Linked DNA regions of Mus musculus: region 2 is linked to region 1. The links are chromatin loops, found by intact Hi-C in ENCODE. Cell type or tissue: gastrocnemius. All regions are shown on one strand. Each heading gives the region's core, and the rest is flanking DNA. Links, peaks and the distances in the headings are about the cores only. Region 1 overlaps Manba (mannosidase, beta A, lysosomal). Region 2 holds the start of Ube2d3 (ubiquitin-conjugating enzyme E2D 3).

The links. Hi-C counts contacts between places; a loop is a spot of excess contacts. Peaks named below come from ENCODE experiments on the same cell type or tissue, not always from the same donor. Only the 100,000 strongest peaks of a DNase experiment are listed, where the experiment ranks them.
Region 2: a loop joins it to region 1, with 2.1 times the contacts of the local background. A loop is called at or near these places in 2 of 42 quality-filtered maps.

The regions. Positions count from the first base shown.
Region 1 is chr3:135,500,970-135,510,481 of GRCm38, forward strand. Manba (mannosidase, beta A, lysosomal) reads left to right here. Exons shown (of 17, transcript NM_027288.3): 2 at 5,940-6,034. Among named protein-coding and RNA genes, the nearest start is that of Manba, 20 kb to the left of the region's middle. In gastrocnemius, for the core only: a CTCF peak has its summit at 4,759 (motif pointing left); a DNase peak (open chromatin) is centred at 4,771; H3K4me3 peaks cover 1,155 bases; H3K27ac peaks cover 4,091 bases.
Region 2 is chr3:135,432,285-135,441,796 of GRCm38, forward strand. Ube2d3 (ubiquitin-conjugating enzyme E2D 3) reads left to right here and starts at 6,842. Exons shown (of 7, transcript NM_001356597.1): 1 at 6,842-7,514. The coding sequence starts at 7,491. 4930539J05Rik (RIKEN cDNA 4930539J05 gene) reads right to left here and starts at 6,381. Exons shown (of 3, transcript NR_030689.1): 1 at 6,137-6,381; 2 at 4,251-4,318; 3 at 3,936-4,122. In gastrocnemius, for the core only: no CTCF peak of the experiment used is centred there; DNase peaks (open chromatin) are centred at 5,943, 6,423, 6,759, 7,032 and 1 more place; H3K4me3 peaks cover 4,474 bases; H3K27ac peaks cover 4,704 bases.

The DNA.
Region 1 (9,512 bases), core at 703-8,702:
GTCACAGTGGTCCCCACAGAGGCCACACCAATCACATCCTCACTAGCAAGGGCCGAGCACTTCTCATCCTCATATCCCCACCGGCATCTCTTTCTTCCACAATAGCTATACTGCTGATGTTCTAAAATTATTGGTTTTTTTTTAATTTTAAAAACTTATTCAAAGAAAGAGGAAAGGAGAGAGAGAGGAATGGGGAAGAGAGAGGAAAAGAGAGGGAGTGAGGGAGAGAGAGAAAGAAGAGAGAGAAGTGAATTTGAACATATGTGTGCCTAACCATGACATGCTGTCAGGGTCAGAGATCAAAGGTCAGTTCTCTCCTCCCACTGTAGATTCTGGGAACTGGCCTTAGGTTTTCCAGTTTGAGCAGGCAAGCTCTTTTCACCTACTGAGCCATCTTACCTCAAAGTACTTCTCATTTATGTCTGCATGGTTAATAAGGAGGCTAAACACTTCTAGAAACATTGTTAGTTGTTCATATTTCTTGTTTTGAGAACTCATTGGCAACTTGAAGTTTTGTTTTTTTTTTGTTTAATTTTTGTAGCTCTTTAGATATTCATCTATTAACTGCCCTCTGAAGTACAGCTGACAAAGGTTTCCTTCTTTTCTGTATGCTGTCTGCCCACTCTCTTCCGTTGCTGTGCATTTGCCTTTTAAAAACAAATTGGGTAACACTAGGTTCCTCTAGAGAGTTCAAGCAGAGAGAGCTTTATAGTAGGAACTTTCCTGGTGGCTCTGACCAAGAACCTGATATAAAGTAATTTAGGAGGATTTCTTTTGGAATTACAGTTTGTGAGAGTGGAGTCGATGGGTTAGGTGCGGGGCAGGTATGGCAGCATTTATGGGGCAGGAGTAGGGGTGGCTAAGCATCCCTTCACATGGGCTGGCCAGGACTCAGAGAGCAGAGAACACAGAGGCTGGTTGTCTTTCTCCTTTCCCTCTTTTGATTCAGGCTGCTGCAGACCATGGTGTGGTGCTGTTCACATCCAGGGTGGCTCTTCCCTTATAAACCCGCCCTGTTTGGGGTCTCTCTCACAGCTCCTTGAGTTTTGGAGTGTTCTTTCTTACATTTCTATTTCTCTCTGCCAGCTAGTGCACCAATGCAGCGTTTTCTGTAAGCTGCACAAGTCAGCGCCAGGCCCCATTGTGACCAGGTCTGTTGGGCTTGGTGTGCTGCTTCCAGAAACTCAGCTACTCTCTGCCATGTGTGTGTGAGCAGCGGCCCTCCGGGTTTTAGGATGAGCTCGGAACAGAGTGCTTGCAAGGTATTTATGGACACCGGAGAGCCAGGGTGTAGACAGCAGGACTACCACACAAAGTGACATTGGAGACTCTGCTCTCAAGCCATCATGGTTCAACTTTTCATTTGGTTCAGGCATGGGAGATTCTGGCATACAAAGTCTTGACACTGACACCTCAGAGGTCTATATCCTGGCCCTGTGTGACATCTGCTAGTGCCTGGAATGACAAGAGCCTTTCCATTGTGTTTGTAGCTAAATTCTGCCACCTTCCCTACTGTGCAATAAACCTTAAAAACTAGAGTTTTGTTTTGTTGTTGTTGTTGTTGTTTTAAAGAAAAGATTGGAATAGGGCTGACAAGATGGCTCAGTGGGCAAACATGATTTCTACCAAGGCTAACGACCTTAAGTCAATCCCTGAGACCCACATAGTGGGAGGAAAGAGTCGCTTCCTATACATTCTCCTCTGGCTCCATACGTGAGGCCTGGCACTTGGGTCCCCCTCCCCCATCAGTAAAATGGAAAAAAAAAGTTGGAATTGTATAAGTGGGAGAAACTAGCCTGTAAATTCTCTTCATGTGAGAAAACACATCTAGCATGATTGCCTTCTTGGGCTTCCCTCGTAGCTTCCTGCAAGGAACACAGACACAGGAAGGAGACCCAAGCCCTGCTGCCCCCGCTAGCCCTGGGGTGCAGTGTGTTGACGTCCTTGGCTGAGCTGCCCTCGAAGCTTGCTAGTCTTTTTCTTTCATGATATTTTTAACCATCTTGGTTTAAGTCCACAGTGCGGAGTTATAAATAGGGCTGAGTGAAGACATTTGGGCAAGTTAATAACTGGGCTTCTCTTCCAGCCTGAGTTCTTAAATATTTATTCTGTGTTTCTTCACCGGGGCGGCTCAGAGCAGCAGAAAGGGAAGCAAGGTAGTTGGGACTTCCACACACCAGTTGACAGCGTCTCACCCCGAAGCACAACTTAAAATACAAATCTGTTTCGTAGCTTTAAAGCTCACCTTACTCTCTCCCGAGGTGGCTTATCAAGCTACCCTAGTTAGGAACGATGTGTGGCAGGTTGAAACCTTGATGGCAGTGTACTCCCCTGGAGTCATTATGATGCTGCTTCATGGGTGGGAAGCCTGGACAGCTGCCCAGATGGTCACTACCAGTCAAACACGGCCATTCCACTCTCATTGCAGAGGATCATGGACAACACTGGCTTTTTCTTCTACTCCTGGAGTTACTGCCCTCCAGGAGATGACATCCAGCTCTATCTTAGGGGTTCTGTTGCTGTGATGAAACACCATGACCAAAGCAACTTGGGGAGGGAAGGGTTTATTTTTTGACTATGCTTCAGTATTACAGCTTACCATCCAAGGAAGTCAGGTCCGGGACTCAAACGGGGCAGGAACCTGGAGCCGGAGCTGAATCAGAGGCCTTGGAGAAGTGCTGCTGACTGACTTGCTCAACGTGCCTTGCTCAGCCTGCTTTATCATAGAACCCAGGACCAACAGCTCTGACCCATTTCCACCCACAATGGGTTAGGCCTTCTCCCACTAACCACTAAGAAATAATAAGAAAATGCCTTACAACCTAGTCTTATAGAGCTGTCTTCTCCATTGTGACTCCTTCCTTCTTGTTTGTTTTATTTTTATTTATTTATTTGTTTGTTTATTTTTGGTTTTTTGAGACAGGGTTTCTCTCTGTAGTCATGGCTGTTCTGGAACGCACTCTGTAGACCAGGCTGGTCTCAAACTCAGAAATCTGCCTGCCTCTGCCTCCCAAGTGCTGGGATTAAAGGCGTGCGCCACCACTGCCCGGATTGTTTTATTTTATTTTATTTTATTTATTTTTTTTAAGATTTATTTATTTATTTTATGTAAGTACACTGTAGCTGTCTTCAGACACTCCAGAAGAGGGCGTCAGATCTTGTTACAGATGGTTGTGAGCCACCATGTGGTTGCTGGGATTTGAACTCCGGACCTTCGGAAGAGCAGTCGGGTGCTCTTACCCACTGAGCCATCTCACCAGCCCTGTTTTATTTTTTGAGACAGTCTTACCTAGTATCTCTGGATGCCCTGGGACTCATGTAGACCAGGCTAGCCTCAAACTCAGAGGTGCACTGGCATCTGCCTCCCAAGTACTCTGATTAAAGGTGTACAGCACCACACCTGGCTGAAGTTCCCTCCTTTCAGATGACTCTAGCTTGTGTCAAGTTGACATAAAGTCGTCAGCACACACATCCTGAGTCACAGTCTACTGGAACTGAAGCAGAAGTGTAGAAGGAGGAATGCCACTTAACTGGTTTGCTCCTCGTGTCTCTCCCAGCCTACTTTCTCATATAAGCAGGACCACCTGTCTAGGGATAGCACCGCCCACAGTGGGCTCAGTGCTCCCACATCAATCATTAATCAAGACAGTACCCCACAGACCTTCCTAACGGCCTCTCCGATAGAGGCATTTCCTCATTTGTGATCCCTTCTTCCTAGCTATGACTAAGTTTGTGTGAGTTTATGTGTACCACCCATCTCCAGGAACCTACAGAGGCTAGAAGAGGGCTGGAGATACAGGTGGTTGTGAGCTGCCTGATGTGGCTACTGGGAACCAAACTTGGGTCCTCTGCAAGAGTACTAAGAACTATTAACCGAGTTCAAGGCCAGCCTGGTCTACAGAGTGAGTTCCAGGACAGCCAGGGCTACACAGAGAAACCCTGTCTCAAAAAACAAAATAAAACAAACAAACAAAAACTATTAACTGTTGAGTCTTCTCTCTAGCACCAGTGGAATAGGTCTCAAAGGGAAAAAATTGGTGCTACAGCAACTGATTGGCTTGGATAATAGATTTATATAAATCATTCCTCTTTGTATTATAGTCGGGGTCACTGTGACTTTGCTATCGGCTATGTCAACAGCCCAGGAGGGCTACAAAGCTTGGCTCCTTGTCCTTTAAAAAAACGGATAGATTTAATTTTTTTATTTTATTTGCATTAGTGTTTAGTGTGTGCCCAGTGCCCAGGGAGGCTGGAAGAGGACCTTGGATCCCTTGGAAATGGAATTACAGATGATTGTGAGCCACCAGTTGAATGCTGGGAATCATATCCTGGTCCCCCGAAAAAAAAAAAAAAAACCAAGTGCTCTTAGCTGTTGGGCTACTTTCCAGGCATTGTTCCATTCAGCTTTTACGATGTTGCTGGGGAATCAAACTGAGATCTTTAGACCTTTGCAACAGTGCTTTGCCTGTTGGTCCATATCCACAACTCCTAGTAAGTCTGTCAGCGCTTGGCCCTTGACTGGCTGCCACACAGAATCAAGCCCACGGGCTGCAGTTTGCTAACATGGATAATCCAGGAAAGCTGGATCCTATGAGTGTGGCAGTGAGTGTACTTACTGCCTGTGTGGTCTCTACTCAGCCCCCAGCAGCGCTCACTTAGAAAGCGTAGTGAAAAGTAGGTTGGAAATGCTTAAGGTCTCCAAGGAATGGGAGTTTCTGCTGAACTTTGGGCAGTAGAGGGCAGGAGATGTGCTGCCCCCTGGAGGCTATCCGGGGTAGTGGAAGCAAAGAGCAAGAACTGGGCCCTGGGAGAGAAAGGAAACGTGTCCCAGGGCGGTCAGATTTTATTTACTGCCAGGACTTTGGAGGTTCTATGTTTGGCTTAAAAGAGGCAGCCAGAGTCTCTTGGAGACCGTTCAGTGGGTGAAGGCGCTTGCTGCCAGGCCTGATGGCTGAGTTCAGTTCTCGGACGCCACACAACGGAAACGCAGAACTGATTCTCCCACCGAGTCCTCTGACCACCCACATAGGTGCTGTGGAGTGTTGCCCTGCTAATTAAGGTCAAAGTCTACCATTGTCCAGATAGCCTTCTGAGCTCTCACAAAATGGTGGACTCTCTTTACCAGCAGGGCTTCTCCTTCTCTGACCTTCTCCGGAGAGTTCAACCCCCACCCCGGTCCCCCATCTCCCCTCTATCTGTGGAATGTCTTTGGTTAGATTACAGGTTCAGCTTCCTTTCTCCTGATAAGAACTGGATCGGCAAGCACCTGAGATTCCTGGGATGCCTCTCTAGGCTAATGAGGCGGCTCAGTTTAGCCTTCAGCCAATGACCTTTGTCCATCCTGGATTTTCCTACTCCTTTCCCCTAAACTATCTAACCATTGATTCACCCCTAAAAACGTTGGTCTGTCTCCCTAAAACTGATCCTGGAATGACTTCATTTTCTTTTGTACTCACAGGCCATCCAATACCCTGTTCAACCACTCTGCCCACTTCGTCCACGTGGGCCGATGGCCGATGGCCCTGGGGAGAAGGGAGACCCACGGTGGTGCATGCCTGAGCACTCTCACACATATAAACAAATATATAATAAAAAACAATCAATACAAAGGGAGCCGGTATCTATCTCCGGACACGTTCTCTGATAATGAGTATTATTTGTACCGCAGAGCTCTTTCATTTCACGCATACTGTTGGGAATTTTCTCCCACATCCTCGTCGTTTTACAGCACTGGGCACTGTTCTCGGGGCCTTGCATATCCCACCACTGGGCCGTATCTGCAGCCTCTGATCCACAGCCCACATTCTCAGTGTTAATCGTCTGACTTTCCTAGGCCAAGAGTTCATTAATTTTTAGGTGATCAATAGTCATTGTTTGTTACCTATTTCAATTGTTTATTTTTAGCATATTTGGCTACCATGTTTATCTTGTACCAACAGGATCCTTACTACAGATTTAATGACCTGAACTATAGATGGATTTCCTTAGATAACTGGACCTACAGCACGGAATTTAAAATCCCCTTTAATCTCAGGTATGTATATTTTTATATATACTATACTAATATACTACATCCATATATACTATATATACTATGTCCATATATACTATAGTATATATACTATGCCCATAGATACTATGTACTATATAGTATATTATAGGGCTGGCAAGATGGCTCAGTGGTTAAGAGCGCCGACTGCTCTTCCAAAGGTCCTGAGTTCAAATCCCAGCAACCATGTGGTGGCTCACAACCATCCATAATGAAATCTGATGCCCTCTTCTGGAGTATCTGAAGACAGCTACAGTGTACTTACATTAAATAAATTTTTTTAAAAGTATATTATATATACTATATTATGTATACTATGTGCTATATACTGTATTATGACAAGATTTTCATTTATGCTTTATGTCTGCTTAGGTTGTATATCAATCAGAGTTAAATCAGATTAGACTTTTGTGTTATCGAAGTGACTGTGTAATTTATTTTTCATTTTATATGTGAGGATGGGGCCACTGCTCATCAGTCATGACATTGCGTTTTAGGGAATAATTGCTCTAGTGGTTATACTGAAGTCACCTAAATCCCATTTTATATAAATGCCCTGGACTTCCCCAGTGTCTTGGAGAATGTATTGATGTATTGATCAGCAGTACTTTTTGTGAAGTTATTCTGTGTGTGTGCATGTGTGTGTGCGTGTGTGTATGTATGTGTGTGGCCAAAGGAGAAATGCCAGGCGATTTAATCAATTACTGTCCACTTTGCTTTTTGTTTCTCTGAACTTTGAGCTCTCCAATTTTGCTAGACTGGTCAATGAGTCGCAAGGGTCCTCCTGTCTCTGCCTCCCCCGTTCTGGGCTTGCCGGCAAGTGCTGCTGTGCCTGTGCCCATCGTTTATGTTGGTCTGTAAATTGTGCTCAAATTCTTCTGCTTCCATGGCAAGCGAGCACCTTACTGACCAAGTTATCTTCACAGGCTCCCTCGCCACCACAGTGCTTGTGTGTGTGTGTATATGTGTGTGTGTGTGTGTGTGTGTGTGTGTGTGTGTGGTGTGTGTGTGTGTGTGTGTGTGTGGTGTGTGTGTGTGTTGTGTGTGTGTGTATGTGTGTATGTGTGTGTGTGTGTGTGTGTGTGTGTGTGTGTGTGTGTGTGTACGGGGATGGTACTAGGATCTGAGCCTAGAGCCTTAGGCATTGAAGCACGTTTCCCCCATCTACAGTGTTGTTAGTGCTATACAACCATTGATACTGTCAATCCCGAGATTCTCTGGAGAAAAACCAATTCCACCATTTTGGGCCAAATTTGAAGCAAGCTTTATTAAATATTAAGTACTGACTAAGAGATGGACTTTGGTCAAGGCCATTCCTGGAATTTCCAAGCTGAATGGCCCTGAGACACTGTTGCAGGGGTTTATAAAGACAAACCCATAGGCCACCATACTTTCCCATGAGGCTTTTGTTATAAGAACTACAACTCCCAGCATTCCAGGAGGTTACTTGGTCCTTGGGCAGGGGAAGCTTACAGGTTAATTTTGGTAATACAAAACTATGACCTTAACCTTACTCATGTGGCCATAAAGAAAACTACAAGTATTGCTTTCAGCAGTGTTCTGTTATCATAAGAAAATATTTCTAGGCGAAGCAGACTGTAAGCAAGTATACAAGCCACCATTATTACTAAATTTGAACAATTTTCTTGTGTATGATTTTTTTTGTTATATTACTTATTATCGCTTTAAAATCTAAAGCCACAGGATAGGGTAAAGAGCCCGTTTAGTGTGCATAAGACCCTGGGTTCAACCCTCAGTGTTGAAAATGAAGCCAGAATATTACGATCAATATATTAGGAGAACCATGCCACATGGTAGTCCAAGTGGTGGTGCAAGCTACTGCGTGTCAGGCTTTTCTTTCCAGATAATGCTTAAAATATTTCTCACAAGAATCCTGTCTCCCACTACATAGTGAGTTCCAGGTTACTCTGGGCTCCCTGAGACTGTCTTAAAACAAAACAAAAGAAAAACAAATAGCACAAAAATCCCAGACAAAATCCCATTTCCCTTTGAACATAGCACATCCCAAATCCAGCCAGCTGACATCCCTACTCAAGTAGCTTACATCCCAATAGCCCATTGCTCTTCTTCATGTAACACAGGTGCCTCTTCCCAAGCTTGTGCCAAGGGATGTGGATTTGCCGCCTCGATCTTTCTCCACTGCCTTCTCCCATTATGTCTAAGTTTGCCTGGCATTTCTCTTAGTAGAGCCTCCTCACGTTCCGGTTTTGACTTTACCCAGAAACTGCAGAATCCAGTGTCTTGGGTTTGCCTTTTAGTCTCTGATGGTGTGAGAAAACATTACTTGCTTTTCCTCAGGAAGAGAAAGCCTGTTTCATGGCTTCATAAAGGAAATACTGGCTTCACTGCGTACCTGTGACACTGGCCCCACCACCCCTGGCCCTGCCATGGACCCCCAACTTGTTCAATTTCTCCTTCTCAGCAACTCAGCCCAAATGATGTGTCTGAATAAAGAGTCTGTCTTTAAAGTAATTGACACTATTAGGGCTTTGTATGGTGGGGTGGCATGGTTCTCTGAGACCCAGACTCTTCTACTTATCTTAACAAAAACAATTTTATTGAACTCTGATCTTTATAACATGAAATTTGCTTAATTTAAAGAACAATTCCATGGCTTTTAGTATATTCAGAGTTTGGCAGTCATCACCATTATCCTGTTTTTTTTTTTTTTTGGTTTTTGTTTGTTTGTTTGTTTTGTTTCAACTTGATGCATACCGGAGTTATCTAAGGGAGAACCACAATTGAGAACCACAATTTCTTTCTCTCTCTCATTCTCTCTTTCTTTCTTTAGTTTTTTGAGGCAAGGTTTTTATTTGTTATAGCCCTGGCTGTCCTGGATTCAATTTGTAGACCAGGCTGGCCTTGAACTTACAGAGGTCTGCCTTACTCTGCCTCCCTGCTAGGATCAAAAATCATGCGCTATCACAGGTAGATGTGGTGTAAGAAAATGTAGGACACTTTCATATATGTATATATATATATGAAGCAGCGTTCTTCTAAGGCGTCTGCTTCCACTCCTGCCTCCAGAGCCTGCCTTCGCTTCCCTCACTGGTGGAGAGTGACCTAAATTGTAAACTGAGATTACCCCTGCTTCCCCAAGTCACTTTTAGTCATGGCATTTTTTTTTTTGTCTCAGCAATAGAAGCCCTAATTAAATCAGCCATCATCAGTTACTCATTAGTTATCATTTCCCGTTCCCATTCACTGTTCCTATCCCAGCCTAGACAGTCAGTAACTAACTCACTTTCCATCTGTAGATGGGATGTAGCACTGCTAACTGATGGAGCACATTAGAGACATTGGTCCTTTATCAAGGCTTCCTTTGATTAAACAACCACAGTACAGCAGTGTTCATCATGATTTAGTTCCTTGTTACTGATGAAAAATATTCACTTCTTTGACTTCTTATTCACTTCTTTCCTATTCTCTTCTTTCTTACACG
Region 2 (9,512 bases), core at 1,513-9,512, 68 kb before region 1:
CGTGCCATTTATGGTTCCATAAAGCTGTAAAAAAAAAAATAGCTGTGGCTAGAACTATCTAAGAACTATCAAATCTACCCCAATCTAGAACTATCAAAGTTCCAACACTTTGACAAAATACAACTTAAAGAAGAAAGGGCTCATTTGGCTTACAAGTCCAGGTTATAGTTAACACTGTAAACATACAGGTTGAAAGAAATGTACTTATAAGAAATGTACCTGAAAGCATGAGTGTGGGCTTCTCAAAGACTCTCCCATCACACTTCCATATATCCTTTACAAGGCTATCATAGACATATTTTATGAACGAAATCCAATCAAGCCTTTTTTTCATTTAAAAAAAAAGGTCATCACATCCACTTCAGAACTCAAGATTGAATCCCACATTGCAGTCTTGTCTCGAGGGTGCATGTACACGACTGCATATATAGGCACACACAGCAAAATACTTACTGCTTCCCAAACTTCCTAAGTCATCTTGATACTCTCACTGTTTATTTATCTCCTATGAACTTTCCCTTTTTTTGTTTCCAGCTTTGTCCTACTTTTTCACTTAATGACAACTTTTTTTTTCTCACAGACATATTCTCTGATTAACTCCCTTGGTTTAAGCCCAGGATAGTTCAATCTCTGTGCTAGGGAGATAAAGGCAAGCAGATCTTTGTGATTTGAGACCAGCCTGGCCTACATAGTTCCATTGATGGCCAGGGCTTTGTAAAAACCCTGTCTTTTAAAAAATAAAAATTTAAAAATTAAAAAAAGTTAAGATACATGAATACTATTCTGGCTAGAAACCGTTTGTCTGAGTCAGGCATGGTGATACATCCCTATAAAATCAGCACTCCAGAAGCAGATGCAGAAAATTCTTAACTTTTAGGCCAGTTCATAACATAATGACTTTGAGGTCAGCTTGAGCTACATAGTTAGGCCTAATCTTAAAGGAAACAAAACCAAAGAACCATAACATAACATTTCTTTCAAGAACCCCATGCAACCTATTCAAATGTATAAAGGTCACTGGGTGACAGTTATGGATAGGCACTTAACCTATTGGATCCCACATCAAAAGCTGTCTTGGATTATAAGTGGATTTGATGTTTTGTCTTTTTTATTTTTAAGGGTATGGGTATTTTACTTATATACATCTGTGCACTGCATGTATTCTGGTGCCTGTGGTTGCCAAAAGAGGGCATTTAATCCCATAGGCCTGCAGTTACAGATGGCTGTGAACCACAAAGTGGGTGCTGGGAATAGAACCCAGGTCCTTTGGAAGAGAGGCCAGTGCTTTAAACTACTGAACCATCTCACAATGGTTATTTTTAAAACAACCTCTGAGCTTGTTTTTAAAAACTGTACTTGTAAATAAATGTTGGCTGAACAGCAGAATAACTTTCAGATATAGGAACAATGTTATAGAGACAGTATTGCAAGCTAACAAATACAAAATAAGTTTTATGAAACAGTGAGTATAATAATGTAACAATGAATTCTGTGTTCTAAGGCAATAGTCCTGCTATGCTTGAGAAAAGAGGAACACAGTAATTAGAGTTTCCTAAAGAAACAGTGGAAATGGCTCTGACACTATCTTGGAGATCACAAAGTCCGAAAATATGCTGCTTAAATGATGAGCAAGTGGCAGAATTCAGCTGTAGTCTGAAGGCCTGGGGGGTGGGGGGGGGGGGTGAAGAGACTGCAATAAAAGCTTCCTAGTGAATCCAAAGGTCAGAAATCCAGAAGTATTGGTGTCCATCTGAGGGCCAGAGAAGGTGAATATAAGAAACAAATTTCCATTCCTCTGCCAGTTTATTTTATTCAGAATCTACATGGATTGAAATTTTCTTATTTGTGTTGAGGCCAGTCTTTGGTCTCAGTTCATTGATTCAAAGGATAAGCTTTTCCAAGAACATACCATGGATACACCAGAAATAATGTTTTACCAACCATGTGGGCATCCCTCTACCCAGTCAAGCTGAGTGTTCCATCAAGGTTGGGCATCATAGTATTTTACATATTGCTTTGGGGGCACTGTCCCTTCCCCAGACAAGGCCCTTGAGTAATATTTACTTTTCTTCTAACTGGACTACTCGATGAAATTAACAATATTTAAAATACTGATGAAGTGCTAATAAGTCTTGTATAAGATGGCAGTAAGAAAGGTGATTGCTTAATTGTGTGCACACACATATGTATAAGAAAGTATATTCATGCCAAAAAAAGGAAAAAAAGCTTTCTTGCTTCCATTTTCGTTTGCTGGGATTCCTTCACGAATAGTTTAAATGGGCTTGTAATGTTTTCCTTCCCACTTCTTTCTGCATACCTCATCTAGCCTGGCCTAGACCTCAGGAGTAGCCCAGGCCGACCTTAAAACTCACGATCCTCCCTTATTCCTAGGATTACAAGTGTGTGCTACTATATGCCAGCATTCTCTTCTGTTCAGTGCAATTCTGTTTCATTGATGAATAACCTAAATCAACTGGAAAGGATCTGGGTTGCTTGTTTTTGAATGTTATGATTTAACTACTATGAACATTTATATATATGTTTTGTATGGAGAAAAACACTATTTTTTAATCACAAAGATTTGTGCATGGCTCATTACAGCCTGAACCCTACCAATTTAATGTCAAAATACTGTTCTCAACATGAAGCACAGCTTCCGTTTAAAAGCAATGCCATTCCATAGCCCAGGTTGGCTCTAGCTGGTGCGCTCCTTCCTCCGTTCCCCAGTGCCAGAATTAGAGGGATGACACCACGCCCAGCCAAATACAACTCCCTGAAGGAAGTTCACTCAACCTTACAAAATGATATTTTAAATTAGAGTATAAAATTAGTTGTATTTTTATGAAAACCACATATTTGTTTCACTTAGGCTTCAAATCACCTTTTTGCAGGATATGCAAATGAACTTCAAATAGAAATTCATATAAATACTTTATTCTGTATATGGTATATATTGAGTAAGGGTACACTTTTTTTTTGTTTTAGACAGTGTAGTCATATATGCTGGCCTCAAATTTTTATGGTATGAATGTTTTACCTACGTGTGCGTGTGTGTGTGTGTGTGTGTGTGTTTAATATGTATTTCTATCTTACATGCATACCTGTTGCCCACGGAGGCCAGAAGGCATCAGATCCACTGGAACTGGAGTTACTGATGATTGTGAACCACCATGAAGATGCTGGGTACTGAACCTGGTTCTCTGGAAGAGCAACAAGAGTTCTTAACTCTTCATCCATCTCTCCAACTCCTGTCATCAAACTCTTAGGTTCTGCGTCTACCTCCAAAGGTTGGGATTACAGGCCTTCAATTCTATGCCCAGTTAAAATTCTGTATCTTATCTTTTCCTAATCACTTTGCATGTCTTCAACTAATGATGTAGGAGATAAACACAGAGTATTAGCCAAACCTACTTTTCATGTGTGTAAGTTTGTATCACCACATTACAATTCTAATAAATACTAGACACACCATTTACCTTATCATCAATTCAAAGTTTGGGTCTTTATTAACCAACTAGACCCTACTGTGTTTTATTTCTTCAGTTAGGGTCTTACACATCTCAAGCAGACCTTGAACTAGATACAAGGTAAGGAGACACTCCAACCCCCAGCCCCACTCAACTTCAAGTGCTGGGATTATGGCTGTGCGGCTCCATTCCTGTTCATAGGTGCTAGGAACTGAACCTTGGGCCTCATGCATGCTAAACAGACACTGTACCAATTGACCTATAGTCCTAGACCTAGTATAGTGTCTATTAAAATTACTCATACCATGTTTGCTTTTCTTTAAAACTGACTACTTCCAATGTCTCACTCTAGAGTATGAATTTCAGTGTATGTGAGGGTGTTTTCACATATGAAACATTATTTTGAGCAGGGTCAACAGCTCTACTGAACTGCCCACATACTTTTAGATATAAGAACTCTGACCACAATTTTTCCCAGTTTGCTGTGCTTTATTGCATAGCAGTAAAGTTTTAGTGTACTTCTTTGTTGAAACTTGTTAGATTAGGGCAACAGGAACTGGTTTCTTTGAAGGTTACTTCATTGTCCTCCCTGTATGTTGAGTTTCTAGTTGGTAGGTTCCAGTTAGGTTCCTCACTAATCTGTGCACCCTGGCTTCTGAAAGTACAAAACAAAGGGGAAAAGAAGCCAAACAAACGAATTCAGCTGTCAATTTAAAACACAAATAGAAAACTTCGTGTTCTATAAGACTCAGTCCAGTAAGTACTCTGAAATTGAATACTTACATTCAAATTCCACTTCTCCCACTTAATAGCTCTGTCCCCTTGGTGTAATAGCAATCTGTGCCCAGTTTCTTCATTTGTAAAAGAAAACAAGTGTCATGCCCGGCACATAATTTTCATAGATATAATCTATTTTATTATATATACATATATTTCAAAATGTTTCATATTTCTCTCTGGCCAGTTAAATAGCTGAGTTGTGACTGATAGCAAGGAGGAGCAGCAGTGTGTGTAGGGGGTAACAAGAACAAAGTGTGACATATACATGACACTGTCACAGGGAAACCCATTATTTGTACGCTATCTTAAAACAGCATTGATATAACCAGTAACAGCCTACAGTGTCCTTTCACATTATGACATTTAAAACACAGCAACTCAGTGACAAAGGGCGGGCATTATTACATCTAACTTGGTGGTGAAGAAACAAAACTATAATATGTGGAACCAGACCACTATCATAAATAGAAAGCCGTAAGCAAGAACTCAGATCTGGGGTTCTCCTCCCACCCCCATGCTTAGCTCTTTGCTTTGTGTCTACTGGTTAGCCAGGAGAGAACAATGGGCTGTTCAGGGAGGAGAAAGTCAGAGGTGTCCCGTAGGGCACGAGGTAAGTACTGAGGGTTTACTAACTCAGAAAATGGTTCTGATGAAGTAATCTCTATCACTTGGCTGCTTGTTGTAAGTATAATCTCGGGCCTACTAAATAAAATCAGCATTTTAAACAAGACTCCAGGTGGTTCCTATGGCGAGTAGCTGAGGCAGCTGCATTCCGTTAACTGCTCCAGTGATATTACCTATGGTATACACCGTCACTCTTCGGCTATACATTGACTTTTATCATTTTACTTGCGGAATATTGCCTGCAACAGGTTCTCAAAATTCAAATTATTTCCACGTAGTCCTGAAGGACCTCCACTTTAAGTAGGGTCGTTTAAGGATGCTAGAAAACCTAAACATATTGATCTTTTTGAATGTCTTTCAAAAGTTAAAGTCTTACTTTTTACCCAAAGAGTACTCTCGATGACAAACGGCCCTCTACATTTTATGCAGGGCAGACTAAAACAGGGCAGTGGCACACTTAACAGATCTCACCCCCAGGATTTAATCCAGACCGATTCCCTAGTATTTTGTCACTTTGGGGCTCAAAAACTGAAACAGCAGAAGGAAAAGACGATTCTAGGATATTCCTCTTGCGGTTCCATACCTAAGGCTCTACCCAATCCGATCACAATAAAGCTGTATTGTTAAGGCTATGCAAACGCAGAACCCTGCAGGCCGCTGCTCTCAGATTGGCCCCTCGGGGTTAACAACGCGCATGTGTCCGCACTTGGCGGTGCGATCAGCACTCAGCCTGGATCTTTTAATTTGCTGTTCCTAATTTGAGGGGAGCTTCTTCGCGCTGCTCAGCCCTCTCTGAGGAGCACGGGAAGAAATCTCCATCACCTGGGCCGGCAGAAGCCGTGAACCGGCTCCACCTTGACTAAGGCATCTAGTCACCCCGCGGCCCCGCCCACAGCACCTCCCCGATTGGACGCCCGGGGGAGGGCCGTGTCGGCGCGCGACGGCCGGCCGGTCGGGGGAATTCCATTTCCTCCCCCGCCCACTAGCATAAGCACTCAGGGGCGGTGCTTCCCTCGCAAGACCCGCCCAGTAAGAGCCCAGGGGGGGGGTTGCCGGCGCATCTCGCGATAACTTGCGGATTTGGGGGCGGGTCCCGAGCCAGGAAGAGAGCACAAAACTGCCCTTAAGTCATTGCAGACCCGGAGCTGCTGCGAGCCTGCCACGAGGTTCTCGCGAGATCCGCCACCTCCATCCCAAGTGAGGAAACGGGGGGCCACTCAGGGAGGGGCGTGGGGCCTCGACCGCGCAGCTGCCGCTTCCATTACCTTCCTCCTAAGGTCTCCTTCCGGTTCTCGATGCTTCTCTGAATTTAAGGGTTTCCGCCACTCGCCTACCCTCCCCCTCAGCCCATGACCCGCCTCCGTCCCCCGCCCTCCCGGCCCGACCTCCGATCGCTTTAGCGAGAAGGTGCTGTTCCGACAGGGAGACGGCAAGCGGGCGGCACGTCCACTCGGCCCGAGCGAGGGAAGCAAACCGCTCCCCCCTGAACCCCTCGGCTCGCCCCGCGCTCGCGACGGCGGCGTTGGCGGACGGATACGCGGCGGTGAATAGGCGGGGGGAGGGGCGGAGCGTGGCAGCTGGCAGTAGTTCCGTCAGAGCGGACATCTTGTGGCTGTGCCGTGCGCGTGAGCCCCGTAGGGCCGGGGAGGCACCAGCTGCCGCGCGGGGAGGAGGCCGAGGCCGCAGCTCGAGGGAGGCCCCGGCCCTCTGTACGCGTGGGTGTGGACAGCTCGGGAAAGGGGAGGGAGACGGGCCGGGGCCGGCGCGGTGCCCGGGGGGCTGTGGGCGGCCCGAGCGGGCAGCCCTCGCGGCTGGGTGGGGTAGGGTGGGGAGAGGCCGGCGGCGGAGCCGGGGCCCGGCCGCAGGGGGAGGGGGCATGGGCGCGTCCTCGCGCCGGAGCTCCGCGGCCGCCGGGCGCGTGGTGGCGAGGTGGCGGGCGAGCGAGCGGGCGGGCGCGCGCACGCAGGAGCGCGCTGCGAGGCGGAGAGTACGGTGGTGTCAGGGGCGACCCAGAACAGCCCTCGCCGTGGGGACGGGAGCGCACCCGGGGCCCATTGCCTTGTGCTGGCTCGCTGTCCCTTGGAGCCGAAACCGAAAGGAGCCCGGCGTCGGTCCGGAGCCGCCCGCTCCCCTCCCCCTTGCCTTTCTCTGCCCGAGTGACGCCGGCCTAGCGCCGACTAGGCCCCGGCTCCTCCTCTGCCCGGCTCTGGACCCTGCCCCGCACCCACCCCTTTCTCCTCCGCCTCTTCCTCTCCCACCCGGGGCTCGTCTTCCTTTCAAGAGGCCGGGAAGTTAAACTTGTAACCACCTCTCGGCGCTTCCCGTCACCCTCTCGCCCTCTCTGGGGCGAAGCGCGGATCTCGGTAGCTGGTGGCTCCGCCACCCCGCCCCGCCCTGCCGGGATCGCGGCGGTTTTCAGGGTTCTGGAGTCAGCAGGGTTTCTCCGAGGCCCTGGCGAGTCGCTGACCTGCTCCGTTTTTGCAAAAAGGCGCCTGTGTCTGGCAGAGCCGGTGTGAGAAGAAGAGACAACCCTTCCCCGCCGCCGGGATAATCAAGAATTTTGGCCGGACCTTTGAGTACACCTCGGGATAGTGAGGAGCCCGGCGAAAAGCACAGACTATGGCGCTGAAACGGATTAATAAGGTGAGCAGTTTGGACTAAATGGTGCGGACAGGGTTGTGGGAAGAAAGGAGGCTTGGGGCCCAGAGGAAAAAAAGCGTGGGTCTGGTGGTGGATACAATTCTGAAAATACCTTTTCTTGGGTTAAGGAAAGGCAGGTGCACTTTGAAATGAGCTGTAAGATAGGGAACTGAATGGTTTGGGTAAGCGAAATGTTAGCTTTTTTCACTAGAATCTGTAAGTATGGGTGAGGGAGCGTGGCTATTAGGCTCCTCGGTTTTTTGCCTAAGAGTCAGGTTTGGGAAGTAGAATTGTGTACAGGCCCTCGGCTAATGTCATGGTGCTGCTTCCTAGTCTTGGTTCTTCAAAACTTATTACAGCTGCTAAGGCTTATTGGCATTCAAAAGAAAGGAATGTAACAGATGAAAAACGTTTTGTTCCAAACTTGACTGAGAGTCTGGGTATGACAAACATACCTCAGTTCGCTAAAATGTGGTGACGAAGTCTGTTCAGAAGCTTAACCAAATCTGGGCAGTTACACAAGAGTAAGTAGGGTTGGGAGGAGGTGGACCGACACTGTTGCCACTTCCTGTGTTGTGTGGTCGCTGCTCTCACCCGAAGCTATTTATCTGAGGCACTGGGAACCCTGTAAAAGCCTTCTGAAAGATCCTGGGGGGAGTGGGGGTTGACAGTGCAGGGAAACTGGATGGGGAGACTGTTTTTGCTTAAAACCCATCTTTAAGGAGGCTTGTTTGAGCAAATCGATATAGTTTGATAAGTTGTCAATTTAAGTTGGCAAGAACTAGAATTTTTTTCAGAAATATTTTGCGAGTGGATCCACCTCTCCGGTGGTTTAGTCTCATTTTCTTGCTCTAACTTCTATCCCGCATTTTAAGATGGCGGCTGCTTTAACTGGCTCGGGTTCTTTCCGGCATCTCCTTTTCTAACTATTTAAGATAATGTTCTCTGTTAGCGTTAAACGTTTTTTTATTCTGTTGTAGGGAGCTCTCACAGCCTCTGCCCCCAAGACTTAACCTAAATTCAAACTCTCAGACTAAGTTTCTGTGCGTGTGTGTGTGTGTGTGTGTGTGTGTGTGTGTGTGTGTTTTGTATTTGGTTCTTTCACAATCGAGAGGGTGGAGTATTTACAGCTAACTTGAAAAAAATGTTGTGCAGAATAAACTCAGTCTTAATAGAAAAGACAAAATGGGAAGGTTCGGTATTAGAAACTTTGGCTTAGTAACACAGTTTTTAAAGAGTTCTGTGGAAAGGAAGGCAAGGACTTAAAATGACTGGTAGGATCTAATACTACTTTATTTGTAGTTATTTAGTATGTATAACTTGATCAGTTTGATTGGAAAAGCTGTTCATGAAGTTAAGTCTAACCTGTATATATTGATGTTGAAATCTTAAATTCTGTCTCTGGGTAATCTTTGTAGTTTTATGCAAAACACTTAACTGTTTGTATTCTTGATGATAATGCAAAGAGAAAGAAAACCTTAGTATTCAAGACTTCAAATAGATAATAGAAGTTAACATTAAAATTATCACTTAGTGTGACAGTTTTGAGGGTCAACCTCACTTTTTAGAGATGCATTGTTGTGCTTTGCAGCATAACTAATATGGAGACTATAACATTCAGTGCTAATCAAAATTCAGATCTATAGCTTCTTATAAGTGTAAAACAGAACATTTTAAAGGGAGGTCTTACTGATTTTTTTCTTTTACAGGTGATACCCAGCTGCTCTGGCACCATTTTAATGACTTAAAAGCTCTAGCAAGGCAGTAATGGTTAAGTGTAAACATTTGTAGTAAAATAACATGAGATAGAATCAGGCTCTAAGCAAGTTTATCCATTTGCCTAATCTATACCAGGAATTTTTCTATATACTGGGATGGCAAGGGAAAACAGATTTTACAAGTTTAAAGAATTATGTATTGATACTTCACAGGTAAATTTTCTTATATTCGAAAACTTGATGTACCAAATGGCTGATTCAACCTGATTTCAAGCATATCGGG